2 separate regions of the Homo sapiens genome follow, and region 2 is linked to region 1. Evidence: chromatin loops called from intact Hi-C (ENCODE). Cell type or tissue: heart right ventricle. All regions are shown on one strand. Each heading gives the region's core, and the rest is flanking DNA. Links, peaks and the distances in the headings are about the cores only. Region 1 has its middle 670 kb from the start of GJE1. Region 2 has its middle 480 kb from the start of MIR4465.

The links. A loop is a pair of places that touch in the nucleus more often than their neighbours do. Peaks named below come from ENCODE experiments on the same cell type or tissue, not always from the same donor. Only the 100,000 strongest peaks of a DNase experiment are listed, where the experiment ranks them.
Region 2: a loop joins it to region 1, with 2.6 times the contacts of the local background. A loop is called at or near these places in 2 of 110 quality-filtered maps.

What each region holds. Positions count from the first base shown.
Region 1 is chr6:141,460,472-141,469,563 of GRCh38, reverse strand. No RefSeq gene overlaps it. Among named protein-coding and RNA genes, the nearest start is that of GJE1, 670 kb to the left of the region's middle. RefSeq lists enhancers at 2,042-2,752, 8,766-9,092. In heart right ventricle, for the core only: no CTCF peak of the experiment used is centred there; no DNase peak of the experiment used is centred there; H3K4me3 peaks cover 784 bases; H3K27ac peaks cover 5,552 bases.
Region 2 is chr6:141,160,317-141,169,408 of GRCh38, reverse strand. No RefSeq gene overlaps it. Among named protein-coding and RNA genes, the nearest start is that of MIR4465, 480 kb to the right of the region's middle. In heart right ventricle, for the core only: no CTCF peak of the experiment used is centred there; no DNase peak of the experiment used is centred there; H3K27ac peaks cover 3,722 bases.

The sequences.
Region 1 (9,092 bases), core at 480-8,479:
ATGGGAATGTAAATTTTTGTCTAGTTTAGAGGGTTAGAGGATTGTTTTAAATTAGATAAGATAAAGCTAAATGTTTAAATAAGTTGAGAAAACTTTGCAAAAATTAATGTTGTAAAAGAAATTCTGTGTGTGAACATATTAACAAAAATTTGTAAAGGATTATCAAAGGTTTATAAGACTCTCACCTCATGGTCAAACTGATTAAGATAGGATAAAATTATCTATAAAGTCTCATTTAAAAAATGGGGTTGACATTAATAGTAGACTCATGCAAGAGTAAAATTTGGCCTTCTCTCTCTTGAACAGGATTTTCATGTAATTTTAAAGACAGATTGTTTGGAATCAAGTCTTTCTTCCTAATGAATAAAAGTTTTGCCTTGTTTTAAAATTTTTGAGTCAACATTTTGGCTAAAATAAATGACTTATGGTAATGCAGACTTCTATTTCATAATATCAAGTGTTTTAAAATTTTAACCTGTTTGGTAGCCTTCCCAAAATAAAAATTCATCTTCAAAAATTGTCTTCTCTGACCCCTAACTTTTGAATTCTACAGAGGTCCCTTGGAGCATCCAAAAGAGAGGAAAACAGGATTATTTGATATGTTTAGTTACATGGGATTGCCAAAATAAAAATAAAGTTTAATATTCATTAGGTTATATAATAGAAGATTAATGTATGTTCCAAAATTGTATGAAATTTCTAAAATTCTAATGTCTTAGTATATAGTATCAATCATAATTTAGGTTCTTGTGTTAAGTTATTGTAAACCACAGAAATAATCAAATTTCTATGTCAATCATGTTTTTGATTGTCACCACCCATAGACATTATGTCACTCACAGACAATTGTTGTCTTGTTTTCATCCTTTTCAAAAGACAGTTTATAATCAGCTATAGGACTTTGATTGGTGCTCTCAAATGCAAGTTTCTAATAACTTTGGAGATTGTGATGATGGAACAGAGGAAAAACATATAATACTCATGAAGAGCTAAAATGTTCATGAATATCAACCCGAACAAGAGTTAATGGAATGGACTGAACTAATATAAAACTGAAATAATCTTTTTTAACTTTTTCTTAAAATCTTGCTGATTCTTGTTTTGTTTTTCAGAGTCAAGGAAAGTTTTCTTTTGAACTATCAAGAGTTTTTAACAATTAAGTTATTTTCCTGTGAACAAAATTTGGAGCATATTTGTTTCTCTTGGCCTGGCTTCTCCAGAATTTCAAAACTATTTATGAGTATTCTTAACTTATGGCAATATAGTTATTTGCATCAGTGCAATAAAAATCTATTTTCCTCTGCAGCAGGACACAATTGGAGAAACTGGTAGTTTTACCAAGGCTCTGACTGGAAAGGTGTGCTTTCCTTTAAGGAATCAAGCTTGACTTGCAGAGTCAATAAAAACCCCTGGGGAAAACTGGCCTCACACCTTGTCTTCACAGTTTTGGCATAGGGTTGCAAGCCTGTGGTAAGTAAAGAATGTCACTTTCTAACAGGCCCAGGAGCCACTTGTTATCTTGAAACCTCAAGAAGAGAGGAATTTACCCAACTCATATTTATTTGAGGGTACAAGCCCTTGTGGGCTCAGCTTTATCTGAGATTCCTTGTGGAACAGAGTTCCATCAAAGCCAATTTAAAAAGTCTATGTGAAAGATAGTTATTCTTGCCACACTTTATGTGAATAATCAGGTCAAGCATAAGACTAAGGTTTATTTTACAAACAACACATTCCTATAATGATTTGTTTTTAGCAAAACTGAGGATTGGAGAGAGAAAATTATGTTTCAAAACTTATATGCTTGTCATTAAATTCTAGTCTCATTACTTGTTTTTAAGTTTTTGCCTACATTTTACACTAATGATGCTTATTCCTGTGAACCAACCAGTGATCTACAGCTGCAGCTCAGGAGAAAAACAAAAGGGATAGGTAATGTAAAAATCTGGATCAATATTCTAGTTCTGAGCCATTATTCTGCAAATCTTGCCAGGTAATTGAAGTAAACAGGATGCCCATCACCCAGAGGTTTCTTTGGGAAAATAAGACAAAGGGAGCTAACCAAAGCCAAGTCCTATGCACCCAAATCTTAGTAGGCTTAACTATAGCCACCAGTTATCTGTGCATAAAAGCAGTCTCGGGATTTTTGAGCTGTCCCTACCCCTGCCTTGTTTTGTTTTGATACATATCTTGTAATAACCTGGTTTGTCTCTTCTGGCCTTCAGGCAGTCATACTCCAAACAGTCATGAAACCAGAGGTTCAAACAATGGCTCCCTTTTACAAGGGAACCTTAGATGGGCCTCTGAGGGAAATCTGACTGCTGTATTCCCAAAACAGTGACCCCTGTCAACAGGAAGCCATTAAGACTGGTCTTTGTCCCTATTCTAATGGAAGTTAGATGTACTTCTTCAGAGGGGGAAATGATAGAGGCAGGAGGCAGACAAATGTCTAGGCAGATAGGGGCATGTATCTGGTGAAACTCCACCTCCAAGCCAAAGACAGTTTAAAGCCTGAAAGCCAAGCTGCAAGCTAAATCCTCAGACAGGATTAAGAACCTGTCTTCCCTTTTGGCACACTTTCCTCTGACTGATCCTTACTTTCCACCTATTTTACATAGACTTACCCTTTCCATATTGTTGTGCCCAGCTTTCAGTGTTCCCTTCACTTTAACCTTTTTTGCCTACTCACAAACCAATCAGCATGCATTTCTCATCCTGCACCTTTAAAGACCCAAGACTCAGTCAGTAGAGGAGGAGACAGCCTAACTTTGGGGAAGATGACCTGCCCTTCACCTGTTTCTCCAGCTCCCCTCTCCACTGAGAGCCATTTTCATCACTCAATAAATTTATCTGCCTTCATCCATGTGGCTTAATGATCCACATAACCTTACCCTTCTTGGACACAGGACAAGAGCTTGGGGCCCCTGAGTGTGGGTACCCAGATAGGGCTATCACACTGACCCTTTGCCTTTGTCAGTGGAGGGCAGCTGCCCCATGGGATGAGACAAGGGGCCAACAGAGCTGCTAACATACTGCCGTCTGTTGGACTGTGGACAGGGAAAGTAAATGAGCACTGTAACAACCTCTCCAGTCTCTTTGGGGTCATTGGCATCCTCACCTGGGTGCCACTGCATTCCCCTTAAGGCAACATGCCTAGTCTGACTGTGGGCCCTACACAGAACTTGCTTCTATGTTTGCTGGATCCCACACTCACTTGCTCATGTACTCTCTCCCACAAGGGGCTGAGCACAGTGGACCAAGTGAACGGGGCAACCTTGCCACGAGTCCAGTGAAGGAGCTGAGAAAAATCCTGCATCAGTACTTAATAGCCATATCAGCACAGATTAAACTTCAGTTTCTACCTAAGGATCTTATATGTCTCAGGTAAATTTAAACACTTTACAATTTACACAGTTATTAGGGACCTTGTACTTTGTATTCTCCATAACCCATAGGAGCACTTCTTTTATCCTGGACAACATACTGGTTACTTTTTCAGGTATCTAACTCAAATCCGTTGTCATTGCATACTTAGCTTTCAGTAAGAAATGACCAAAAATAGTGAATTAATGATTAAACAGTTACATGTATTTATATTTGCAGGAGAAAATAAGAATCAAAAGATAACAGAAGTGAGACATAACAAAGAAATCAGAAGGACAAAAAGTATGTAATTTAAATAAATTTAATGAGGTTTAGTGATTTGGAAACAACAGCAAACAACAAACAGATACCTAAGGATTTAGCAGAATTTAGAAAAGGGCCAGAAAATAATAATGTAATGATCAAACCTGAAAATTAAAAAATAATAATATGATAGGTTTGTGTTTATTTAATAGAGGGTCAAAGGAAAATCCAAGAGTTTAAATAATTGGGTCAGTGTGGACCATGTCATTGGGCATGTATGTTATGGAACAGAACGTTCATTCTAACCAAAGGGGTAAAACCCACCTGGATCAACTCTGTGAGAGATGTATGGTAAACAGTTGCTCACACATATACAGGTTAATAAAATCTCCAGCCATGAATCCTATCATTATATTCCTCTTATTATATGGATTATTCAGGAATATTTGGTTATGATTTGAGAGTTCCTATCTTATTACAGATATCAAATGCAAAATTAAGATTTTTTTCTATTTTTATGTACGTTCCACATTGTTGATTTGTGCTTACTAATCTATTAATTAGACAGATGGGCCATTGGTTTCTGAACAATTACTATTGAGGAAAAAAACTCTCATTGTTTACAGAAATATTAGAAAATATTTTCTGTTTTTATTAATTGATATCAACCTGTCTCAGTCAGGTATTCCAAGTTCAAAGTTCGCTAACTTCTCTGTTTTCTTACAGATTTTTGACTTCTCTGTCCTTTGTGGATGATAATATTTAGATTTCAGAATGCACAAGGGGGTATTGTAATTCTCTGCAGGCAGTGAATCTCTGGCCATTGATCTGTGTGTCATTTCACCAGACTCTCAGGCACAGCAATGTTATAGTCTGGCAGCAGATAATGAAGACCTGAAACAACCTCCCATTCTGATGAATAAAATAAAGTAAATATTTTAAATCTGTTTATTTTCTATTGGAGGTAGCCTGTAGTTGAACATATATATTACCTTTTGAAAATCAACAAAAATATTTAGTTGATTCCAGTAGCACTCGGAGTTGTGAATTCATATATAGAATATTGAATTAATGGAAAAAAACCAGAGCATCCGAGTATAAACAGTGAAAAATGGTGCAAAATGAAGAAAGCAGGGGCGTGGGTGCATAAAACAGACAGTTGAGAAATTTTTCAAGCATGATTCTTTGTCTTCTTGAACTCTGATTTAAAGGTTGCTAAGCAACAGTGGCAGTAACAGCTGGGACACCCTTGATCTTGTTGTGTAAACTATTAAAAATAGGTGATGGAAAGTGGCACCATGGAAACAATGACTCTACTGAAGCAGGTGTCTGTAATGCAGCTTTTCAATCTAATGTTAGAGGTGTAAATTACAAAAAGACAAAAATAAAATAACTGTGTCTTTCATTTTCCTAATCTTTGACTTTGGTAAGGGATATTTCTTCTCCTTTGCATTTTCTTGCAATTCCCCAAGCATGTTGGCTCAAGAAATTGTTGATAATTTTAACTAATTACTAACATTGGATTTTGATTTCTAAATTTCAAAAGTGATTTCTTTTTTATAATTTCAAACTCAATCGAAATTCTATATATCCAGTTAAATATAAAGTGCTATATAATGGCCATTGTGCATGAATCTTTTCAGGTTTCTAATTAACTAATATTAATTTTCAGAGGCTGATCATGTTATTATTTATTTTAGATTAACAGGAATCACCCTTGAAGCCCTCCCTGAATCTTGTTGTATAAATGTTTTCAATAATAACAACACAAATATATACACCTAGTCTATATATTTCAAGGACTCATTCTATTATATTTATAAAATCAACAGTAAATAATTCAGCTCTTATTTTCAGATAGTTTATTAGATGCCAGCACTTAATGACCTATAGAACCAGTGTAAACCTCAGTACTTACAGAGGTAGAAAGGACACATTTCCAACAATGTCACCTAAATCAAGCTTTTCCTGCCAGTCAAGTGAATTTGTTTTTTTAGACATTCAATTGAAGGACCATTAAAATAAGAATATTCAGATATTTTGTGTTTAGAGCATTTAAATAAAATGTGTAATAACTAGAAGAGCCTGTAAGACCATTTCTACTTTCATTTTACACATGAGAAACTGAAAAACCACAAAAATGTTAGCTAAGGCAGAGACTACAGTTCCTAAAGTAACATATTAATCTGTCTCCTATTCCAGAGCTCTTTCCACTGCGGGATGATGTTAAATTTAGCCTATTCTAATAAAGATTTTAGAACTTTGTGAAGATTTGATTATTATCGAATGATAATTGATAAGTTTCATGGGCATTTCTGCTCATTTTAGTTTTCTAAACTCATGCATTAAACTTCGTTTTCATAAAACACATAAAACAATTATAAGACATATAAATTTAAGATATTAAGAATATCATGTTCTTGTTCGAACACAAGATAGTCCGTTGACACTAACTGGCAGTGAAACATATATCAGTGAGTCATGCTGAGCGCCTTGTCTTCTGAATTCCAAGTTTGGGAACAGGCAGATATGGCTGAAAGCCTGGATTCTGCAGAGCAATGACAAAAATAATTGTTCTGTATTAGATAGTCATTTGGAGCCAGGCTGTGAGTTTGGAATTAAGGAATATGTTGAGGCTCTTCTCACAAGAAAGAAGGCAGAAACCGTTGCCGGTGACTATGGCTTTCATTATCCACATAGTAAGTCTACTTAAAAAAAAAAAAAAAAAAAAAAACTTCTAGAAATAATAAGTTAAACAAAGTTAAAAGATGAAATATTCAATATTGTTTCCATATAACACAATTTTAAATTTAAAAAATTGAAACAGAAGTCGTATACTTCTCAATATAATGCACAACGTTTATGGAAATGAATATACCAAAATGTTTTCAACCCTATATTAAGAAAATGATTAAACATTACTGAAGATTATTAAAGAAGTCATAAATACATGGATAAAAATTATGATTTTTATATAAAGTAGACAATATTATAAAGACAGCAATTTTCCCACCAAATTAGCTATAAGTTAAATGGAATTTAAGTCAACCTCTCAATAGGTTTTCTTATGAAACTTGACAAGCTGATGTTACTACATCATGTGTAAGAGTAAATGATCACTAACTGCCAAGATAATTTTGGGAAAGGTTGTTGATATGGTTTGGCTGTGTCCCCACCCAAATCTCATTTTGAATTGTAACTCCCACAATTCCCATGTGTCATGGAAGGAACCTGGTGGGAAGTGATTGAATTATGGGGGTGGCTCTTTCCTGTGCTGTTCTCATGATGATCATGAATGAGTCTCACAAGATCTGATGGTTTTAAAAACGGGAATTTCCCTGCATAAGCTCTCTCTTGCCACTGCCATGTAAGAAGTGCTTTTCACCTTCCACCATGATTGTGAGGCCTCCCTAGCCATGTGGAACCATAAGTCCATTAAACCTCTTATGTAAATTCCCCAGTCTTGGGTATGTCTTTATCACCAGTGTGAAAACAGACTAATACAGGTGTGGTGTTTGTAATAGCCTTACCCTACCCAGGTTCAAGGGAATTCTGTTTGGGCTCTTTATAAGAAGTGCATTATCAGAAAAGATATTTGCTTGAATACATTTCTCAAATTAATGAATTTGAAAAATATTCACTTACCCTGTAATTATATTTTAAAACTCTCCATTGAAGTTGTCAGGGGAGGCAAATTTAACTATTAAGATGCCAGACTTGCTTGGCAGAAATTAAGATAGTTACCTATTTTACTGTTGTTTATTCCTATAATATTGTAAGTGTAATTTTTCATAGCCTTTTGTATCCCAGGATTAATTTTATGTTTTTCATTATTTTGAAGAAAAATAGGAATATAATAACAGTACCTCCCTTCTGAATTGTTTTGGAGAATGTTTGAGTATTACCTTGCCATAATTGATGAGGTACTTCAGAGGAGACACTTTTGTCCTGTGTCACTATTTTCAAATTTAACAATCCTACATGTTTAGTTAATGTTAAAGGGTATTGTCAAACGCTGCTCCTGTACTTCTGACTTAGGCAAAATCCCTATTGCTTAAGTCACCTAAGGACATCAGACTCAAATTCTTGCTGATTAATCCTCCATAAATCCATCATCTATTTAATATTTTAAAGTATATTAATAGGGTTTTATTGCTGAACTAATTATTTAATTCATGCAAGCTAAAGTTCTTCCTCTTTTAAAAGAGCAACCTCAATAGGACCATGTTTCAATATGCAAACATAATACTGAAGTAGCAAGTAAAGGAAAGCAATTGTGTCCTTCCATATTGCAATCCATTAAAAAATATCAGTAGCTCCTATAATTGTCCACATGTCAAATTTGAGCTGTTTCTTAGGTTATAAATATTGCCAAACTCCCAAACTGGGGAGTAATTTGAGAGCCAGACTGGCTTGCTTTAAATCCTAGATCCACCTCTTGTTAGCTATGCGAAGTTGGGCAAATTTTTATTATTCGATTTTCTCATCAGTAACAGAGATTATAATAATAGCAACTACTTCATATGGTTCTTATGTAGGTGAAATGAGTTAGTATATGTGAGCCTTATGGAAGAGTATGTGACACAAGTCAACACCATATGGGTCAGCTATGATCTTGCTAGCTGATGTTGTGCTAATGTTCTTCCTCTAGCTCCAGGTGTTCCCTTCAAAAGCACTTGAGATTTTTTAGGATAAACATATGAGGCCTGATAAAAAACAATCATACCTCCCTGTGATTCAGACTCTAAACATTTACTTTATTGAAAGGGGGCTAATCAAGATAGAAAATATATGAAAATATATGAATTGTTTCTAATCATGCCAAAGAAACAATTTTAAATTTAGCTTTTTACTTTTTAAATTTGCCTAAAAATCAATTGTTAATTTATATAGATTATTTTTTGCTAAAAAATTTGTAAACTCAGGTCAGCAGGAAATATATACCCATGTGTAAGTCTACAAATATGTATGCACCACTCCTCTGATATTTACACCATGACAATTGGTAAATACAAAAAATATTTTATGTATATATGTGTAAAGATGATACAGCAAGAAAAATCCATATTTGTGTGTCATTTTCAAAACAAATTTTATCTGGAATAATTATAGATTTAGTGAAAACTTGCAAAGATAGTTTTCATATTCCATTCACCCAGTTTCCCTAATGTTAACTTTAAAAAAATAACAATGATATATTTGTTGAATTTAAAAGTAACATTCTGAGGTAGGAAGCGGGACTTGATGCTAGAGCCAGTTTCATGCGCTTCCATGTGAAGAGACCACCAAACAGGCTTTGTGTGAGCAATAAAGCTTTTAATCACCTGGGTGCAGGCAGGCTGAGTCCGAAAAGATAGTCAGCCAAGGGAGATAGGGGTGGGGCCGTTTTATAGGCTTTGGGTAGGCAAAGGAAAAAGGGTGGTTGTTCTCCGGTGGGCAGGAGTGGGGATCACAAGGTACTCAGTGGG
Region 2 (9,092 bases), core at 771-8,770, 300 kb after region 1:
AGCATCATTATCTCATGAAGGGTAACATTGCCTCAAATCACTTAATGGGATACCGTGTCTAAGTCCATTGCTGTTCAACCATAATTAACAGGTAACCATGGGATACAGTGATTATATATGGTTTTTAATATGACTGACTTAATCTACATAAAGCGTGAAGGTAGACAATGACCTATTAGATTTGGTGGCAAATTAAGATCCATACATATATCAACTGATGGAAGTTTACTTCTATTTTACAAAAAAAATTTAATGGTAGTGGTGTGTGCTGAATTGGTGGGTTCTTGGTCTCACTGACTTCAAGAATGAAGCCGCGGACCCTTGCGGTGAGTGTTACAGTTCTTAAAGATGGTGTGTCTGGAGTTTGTTCCTTCAGATGCTCAGATGTGTCTGGAGTTTCTTCCTTCTGGTGGGTTTGTGGTCTCGCTGACTTCAGGAGTGAAGCTGCAGACCTTCGCAATGAGTGTTACAGCTCATAAAGGCAGTGTGGACCCAAAGAATGAGCAGCAGCAAGATTTATTGCCAAGAGCAAAAGAACAAAGCTTTCGCAGCATGGAAGGGGACCTGAGTGGGCTGTCGCTGCTGGCTGGGGTGGCCTGCTTTTATTCCCTTATCTGGCCCCACCAACCTCCTGCTGATTGGTCCATTTTACAGAGAGCTGATTGGTCCGTTTTGACAGAGTGCTGATTGGTGCGTTTATAATCCTTTAGCTAGACACAAAACTTCTCCAAGTCTCCACCAGATTAGCTAGACACAGAGCACTGACTGGTGCATTTACAAACCCTTAGCTAGACACAGAGTGCTGACTGGTGCGTTTACAATCCTTCAGCTGGACACAAAAGTTCTCCAAGTCCCCATCCGACATTTAGCTAGACACAAAAGTTCTCCAAGTCCCCACCAGATTAGCTAGACCCAGAGCGCTGATTGGTGCGTTTACAAACCTTTAGCTAGACACAGAGTGCTGATTGGTGCGTTTACACACCTCTTGCTAGACACAGTGCTGATTGGTGCATTTACAATCCTTTAGCTGGACAGAAAAGTTCTCCACATCCCCACTGCATCCAGAAGCCCAGTCGGCTTCACCTCTCAATGGCACTGGCTGTGGGACTTTGCAGCACCTAGCCCGGGCACTCTGGCAGCCCAGAGGGAGCTCTTCCCCTGATCAAGCCCAGCAGGCGCTGGCCGGTGGCTCCTAGTGTAGGGCTTGCCCAGCCCGCGCTCACTTGGAACCCGCAGTGGCCCATGAGTGCCGCTTGCAACCCCAGCTCCCGCCCGTGCCTCTCCCTCCACACCTCCCCTCGAGCAGAGCCAGCTCTGGCCTCGGCCAGCCCCTGAGAAAGGCCCCCACAGCACAGCAGCGGGCTGAAGGGCTCCTTGAGCGAAGCCAGAGCGAACGCCGAGGCCGAGGAGGCGCAAGAGCGAGGGAGGGCTGCTAGCACTTTGTCACCTCTCAGTGGGGTGATGAAATTCTTATGTTCATATTACAAATCTCTGCAGGGATGATTGGTGTTCATCAAAGCTAATACATTAAAAAACAAACTGGCTATGTTAGTAAACTTCATGCCTATGATTCTTAAGCTCTCCTTCCTGTCCCCAAACAAAAACTCGCAAATATAATCCCTGTAATTCTGTACCTGTCTGTGACCTTTCTAACAAAGAAATTCATGGAGATGTCACAGGATATTTTAAATGTTCAGGGGAAACCACAGATATATCATACAAACCACTAGACATTAGATTTTTCTACATTCATTTTGAAAATGTCATATTTACAAAGGTGGGATTTAAATTTTTGCTGTGATCTATAGCAAGTACTATAGGAAATGAGGGTGGTACTCTCCAACGTTTGAAAAGTTGTACAGTGCCCAACTTGTGCATTCATCCCACTAGTAAGTAATTTTGGTTATTTAAAAATAAAATAAGTATGTATTTTTTTCAATTCAGGTCTATTATTTTTTCAAATGGATACTGTGTTCTTAGAACAAAAATAATTGTTGTTTGGACCTTTCTACTTACTAAACATAACTGTTAGCTTTTTGGGGTTTTTTTTTTGTCCTGTAATCAGTGTGAAAAAAATATTGAGAGACTGAGGGTTCTGTGAATCCAGAAAGTTACGAAGTCTCTTCTCTGATCTCATACAACATGAGTGCTAAAAAAATATAACAAAACGACAAAGGAACAAAAATCTCTAATTGGATATTAGACATCAATGTCAAAAATATTTGATTCAAAACAAAAGGAGATAATTGTGCTATCAACATCTTCATCATTACTACGTACCTAATATAAAACTAATTACTACTACCTGTAATTTCTAATTCTTACGGCAATCCACTTACATAGATATGAATGATGTTTTTGAAGATTTTACCTGAGATTGAGATTATAGAACAAGCAGATGGTCTGTCAGAACAAGTAGATTGCCATGTCTTCTTTCTGCATCCCAACACCTATTTCCTGAAATATTTTTCTTTTATATGCTAAGCATACTTGACACTAAGAATTCTTAAAAGGATACTCAGTTCGTTCTAATTGTGTTTACTTTGGGAATTGAATTTTAAGAAGGAAGCTAATGAACTGAAATATTTGTAGAGTGATGAGGAGAGGAAATTTAATATTAAATTACTTGAAGAATTATTGAAAATGTAAGGATGTTTTCCTAGAAAGAAAATAGTTTTATGGAAACAAAATACTTTTCTAATAGTTGAAGGATGATTAATTCAAAGAAACCTCACGTTGATTTCATGTCGCTGGAGTAGAGGACCATCGGGGAGAAAGATAGTGGCTCGAGATAAATAAGGATTTGCTATAATGAGGGTTTTCCAAAATGATATGAGTTGCATTTGGAAAGTAATGGCATTTCTATCTTTGCAGGCACTTAACGCAGAGACTTATTGGGGTAATTAGTGGGTCAATTTTATATGTGATGCCTGTGTTGGAAAACATTTGAACTAGAATACATCTAAATTTCCAAAATTACTACTTCCCACAGTCAAGGTTGTACTGGCTACTAATAACAAAATTAGAAATATGATCAAATATTGGATTCCCTATGGCTCAGACGGACTCAGAGAGTTCTGACTGAGAGAGGAATTAGAGTCCAGAAAATCAATTTAAGACAACAACAACTGAAATAAGAAATAAACAAACAAATGCTATTGAGAATTAGGAAGAGTGCAGTTCAGAGGAACCAAAGGTTGGGATTAAAGTCAGGGTAATAGAGCCAAGGAAGTGAACCTGAAAGAAGAGTAAGTCAAGATCAAATTGAGAGTTGGGAGAAGTGAGGTGGAAGGTCTATAATTTAAATTTTAGCGACAATAGTTTGGTCCATTTGAGATCTGATTTAGAAATACTGTTGGCCTTGTCAAAATATCACATATTGTGATCATAATTTCATTAAGTTAATGATGTTGGCTGCCTTTTTTTGAATTGTCCCCCTGACATCAGTGTTTGTTATGCCTGAAAATCATGCAAGATGCTAGTTCTGAGAGTGCTGCTTTCCCTGTTTAATTGAAATGAATATCACTTTGCTAATATAGTGACTCAAGCAGGCAACTGTAGAAACAACATTTAGATAGAATTAGTCAAAACAAATGCAATCTCTTTCAGGCATTAATAGCTTTATTATCTGGTTTATGAATTTATTTGGAATACACAATCACATGGAGAATGATTTTGGCTAAACAATCTAGGCAAGAATAAGAACTATGAAACAATTCGAGTGTCTTTTAAGCATACATTGCTGGACAAAAATCTCTCCACACTTTCAGTAAGTATTGAACATTTTTCTTCCCTGGGCTAGAAAAGCTCCAGAATGCCGCCAGTTGAGGCATTCTTGAATAAAGCAGCAGGGGATTGCCAACAGTCTCAGGCCTTGTAATAGATTGTAGGGGACAGAGATGCCTCATTGAGAATCACAGGAACAACTGGCTCCAAATCATCTTGTCTTAGACTCTAAATCTTTTTAACAATGGTGGAAGAGGGTTGCCAAGAGGAAGACTAGAAAAGAGATGTGGGAAGAACTAAAAGAAAGAACCTGATTTCTACTTATGGTAATTTGTATTTTCTGAAGCCACACCTCCCTGTTGTTCAATGAAATGCTGAGAGCAGTAAATGAGAACAGGTTCTTTAACACAACACCACAGTGCCAGAAGCTCTTTAACAGTACTCTCTGCTTACTGTTGGGCTCAAAGTCAAATAAATTAGTTGAGAGGCAGCAATAATCTGATGAGCCAGCACAAACTCTATCTGAGTGGAATGCTGTGGTCATCAGGTCTACCTTGCTACCAGCAATTAAAAATTAACCATGGCATTTTCAAAAGAAGAACATAGCAATTCATATGCAGCTTCTTTTCCACTTGACATATGTCTAAACAGCATCTGCTTTCTCAAGTCAAGACAGATACACGCAATGAACCTCTTGTGTGTGCAATGTGCAAAGCTAGGTCATTAACACACCTGCCAGGAAAGCAAGGGGGAAGAAAAAAACATTCTTTCTCTTGGTAAACTCATTCATTTAAAACATCCAGGTTCTCCTGCGCTGTCCTTTGAACACCCCAATTATCTCCTCTTGCCCTTACAAACAAGTGGTGTGAATTTTAATCAGCTGGAATGCAATCAAGGGCTGAAATAAATAGTGTTGTTGAATCATTTTTACAGAGAAAAGACAGTTGCATACCTATACTATATGTGTTTCTGATTTTCACAAGGGTAGAATGCCCTTGCTATGGACTGAAACAAACAATGTTTTATTTTTGTTTCAACCTCTGTTGACTTTCCTCTGCTTTCCTTTCCCCTAGAATGCCAGGGCCTCAATTCCGAGAATAATTAGCAACACCCTCTGGTGATAACAGGGCCACAGCAACCCAACAGTGATATCTTACAGGCGCCAGCTGTGCTTCGGTATTTATTTATTAAGATCACAATATTTACACAGTATGAATTCATTGAGATGGTGGGGGATTGAGCAATGCTCTAGCAGCTAAATTTTATCTGTATTTTTAAATGAAGATGAAAAAACTTCTAGGCTGTGTACTGTTTCCTTCCCTGGACAAAAAAAAAAAAAAAAAAAAAAAAATCAAGCTTCTAATTCCAATCCAGCCCTATTTTGCTAGCAGTTTGGTGTATACGCCCTAGATGGGCTTTCCAGGCATGCACTGCAGTGACTACTACAGTGAAACCTGCTTGTCCAGCACAGAGGGGAAGCTTAACACTGCTATAGGTACATGGAATGACAAAGCAAAGAAACCAGGCAGTAAGTTTTTATTGGCTGATAACTCTACTCAGCCCAGAGCTGTGAATGAGCAATCTAGACATTTACTCAAAATCTCCACTTCACTTGAATTACTATAGCTTTTCATTGGCTCTTCTGTAAGTATTTGTTATCATGGCGATAGGAAACACATGTTCTGATGTTCCTCTGCAAAGTGATTTGCTCTGTAAAACCCTATCTTAGGGAGGGTTTTTGATGTAGATAGACAATTTTAGGAATTTAGTTTGGAAAAAAAATGTTCAATGTATATTTCAGGTGAGAAAGTAATGAATGGCTGGAACAAGGAATGCATGCATTTTTTTTTATCATATGGAACTCCCTGATATTTCTGTCTTGAAGTCCCTCAAGCAAGAGTTGGTTCTATTTTTAAAATATAAATATGATTGATTGATGGATAGGAATCATAGTGTTATAGGAACAACAGGTTCGTATGCCTGCTGTGCAATAACATATCCATTAAGCTGAGACAGCAAAGTTTGCAGCAGAGAAAGAGTTTAATGATTGCAGGACACTGAATGAGGAGAGAGGAGGAGCTCCTCAAATTCATCTCCCCAAAAAGTTCTAGGTTGGGTTTTTTAAGGAGATCATGGAATGTCAGGGGCTGGAAAATTGAAGTCATTGATTGTCAGTGTAAGGAGGGTGAAATCATCAGGATACAGAAACTGCATTCTTTGGTGAGCTGGCTTCTTGCAGGATCATTTTGACCAGCTGATGTCAGTACTTTCATCAGTATGCAGGACCTGAAGGAATAACTCAAAGAGAAAATTTAACATTTCAAAGTGTTCAAGTTATTATCTATAGAGCAGTTAAGGAGAATTATAATCTTGCAACACAGTCTACATGATTCTAGGACAATAGGCACCAAACCAAGCAGGTCAGAGAGTAAACTGACTTAATGATTTATACTGAATGTGCTGCAAAAATGATTTACTTTTATTTCTCCCTTTCTCTTTCCCTGATTAATTTTATAAAGTTTATAGGGGCACTTTCAATAAGATGTTATGGTAAGTGAAATAAGCCAGGCACAAAAAGACAAATGCTACATGATCTCACTTGTATGTGGAAACTAAAGAAATCAAACTCACAGAAGCAGAGAGAAAAATGGTGGGTTCGGGTTGGGGAGGGAAGAGGCTAGGGGAAGGGATATGGAGCTGGAGGAGAGGGAAATGGGAAGATGTTAGTCAAAGGGTATAAACTTTTGGTTATGCAGGATCAATAATTCTGAAGCTCTAATACAGCACGGTGGGCTATGGTTAATAACACTCTATTGTATACTTCAAATTTGCCAAGAGAATAGATCTTACATGTTCTTACCACACACACACACACAAACGGTAATGAAGGAAATTATAACATTTTACCCCAAAATGTGGCTCTCTGGAGTAATGGCTATTTTAAATTAAAAATTCTTACAGATCAACAGGCTCTGGAAGAGACTTTCCCATCTACATGAAGATAGGATGACCCACCAAGGGGAATGAGAACATTGTTCTTGTTATTATTCCTGTTCTACCTGTTATTTCATTATCCAGGACAGGAAAGAAGACCAAAAATGTAACCATACCTGAACAGACCCTTTTTCAAGATAATTACTGTCTCCAAGGATCATTTACATTCCAGAGAGAACTATTCACATGTTAATTTCTGTTCCAGATCCAATCACTCTTTTTAGTAATCAGTTATGCCCCTCAATAGAATTTCTCCTCCCCCATCTCTCATAACCTGTTTTACCAGGATCCAAGCCTTCATTCTTTCTGTAACCTTGAGATGACATATAATTTTCTGTACCTCATTAGGAATTTGGGTCTTTATTCTGAATGCTTTAATATACATATTAAATAAATTTGGATGCCTTTTCTCGTGTTAATCAATCTGCCACGTCCGACATTTTCAGTGAGCCCCCAGGGGCCAAGGGCCTTGGCCCCTACTGTGACTATGTTAGATGATGAATATGTTAATTTACTTTATAGTGGCAGTAAGTTCACAGTGTATACATATATCAAAACATCATGTTGTATGTCTTAAATATATATATATATATATATATATTTCTTTTTTGAGATGGAGTCTTGCTCTGTCACCAGGCTGGAGTGCAATGGCACAATCTCAGCTCACTGCAACCTCTGCCTTCCAGGTTCAAGCAATTCTCCTGCCTCAGCCTCCTGAGTAGCTGGGACTACAGGTGCGTGCCACCATGCCCACCTGATTTTTGTATTTTTAGTAGAGATGGGGTTTCACCATGTTGGCCAGGATGGTTTCGATCTCCTGACCTTATGACCTGCCCGCATCAGCCTCCCAAAGTGCTAGGATTACAGGTGTGAGCCACCACGCCCGGCCATAAATATATAAAATTTTTATAACTCAATTATGCCTCAATAAAGCTGAGATAAAAAAAGAAATCATAATATAATGTGAGGCATTTGAATTGTTCTTTTATCATGGTTACCCCAAACAAGTCACATTTTCTTCATTAAATTTTTACACATTATAAACATATAAAGATATTTGCCATCAAGTTATTAATAGTTCAATATATTATCATCAGCTTTGACCAGGTGTAGCGACTCATACTTTTAATTCCAGCATTTTGGAAGGCCGAAGTAGGAGGATTTCTTGATGCCAGGAGTTCAAGCCCAGCCAGCGCAATATAGTGAGACCCCATCTCTACAAAAAATTTTTCAAAATTAGCCAGGTGTGGTGGTGCATGCCTGTAATTCTACCTACTTAGGAGGCTGAGGCACTAGGATGGCTTAAGCACAGGCACTTGAGGCTTCAGTGAGCTATGATTGTACTATTGGGCAACAGAATGAGACTGTCTCAAAAAAAATAGCTTAACATTTTTAAAATATTTTGATTAAGAGGGCTTAATGTAGTTGTGCAGTCTTCAAAATTAATTAATAAATCATTTTCAAAAGTTAATATGAGACATTCTGTCAATATTGAAGAAAGTAGAAAGATTCCAAAATTGAGTTTTGTCAACAAGTAATAATAACGATCGGTTATCCTAATTATTTACAATATTACATCTAAGTATATTATATTTCTAATTATATTATATATAAAACATTGTAAATTATGAAATAATATAATTATTTAGAATAATATGATTATATAATCACACTTAACAAAGAATATTACTGACTAAAAAATCTTTCTTAAAATTGTTTCATATATTTGCATCTATTTTAAGAAAGACTTAGCAGACAATAATCTTGCACAAGGTCATAAATTATAAAGTTATCCTCAAGCACTGGTTGTTTTCATGCCAGCCTTCTCCTTTTTAAAAATTAAAAAGAGAATAATGCAGCAGTTCAGTTGACATTTAATATTGTATTGTCCATATTACTTTATCTTTCATAGAGCTTATTGCCTTTATTTTATTAAAATATCCCAGAATAATCTAACTTGAATAAGAAATCTAATTTTCTCTATCATTTTAACTTCTGTTTGGAAAAGTGGCTGCAAAGGAACATTTTTTTATATATATAAACTTACTAGTAAAGTAATATGTACACACAGAAAAGTGAACAGCAGATGATCACACAGATTAATGATTTACATCTGTGTATCCAGACCCAGATCAAAGAATGAATTAATATCAGAAAACAGAATCCCTCTTTGGCACCTCCCATATTCTGGCTGTGCCTTCCAGATAACTACTATTCTGATTTCCAAAGGTATAGATTAGTTTAAAGAATATTAACAGTCACAAAATTTGATACTAATTTCTACTTTAACCTTGTTAATATCCTGAATGTTAATGCACTAAAATGATTAAGGATAGTGTAAAGATGGAAAGGGGGTGGGTGATCTTTCCTCC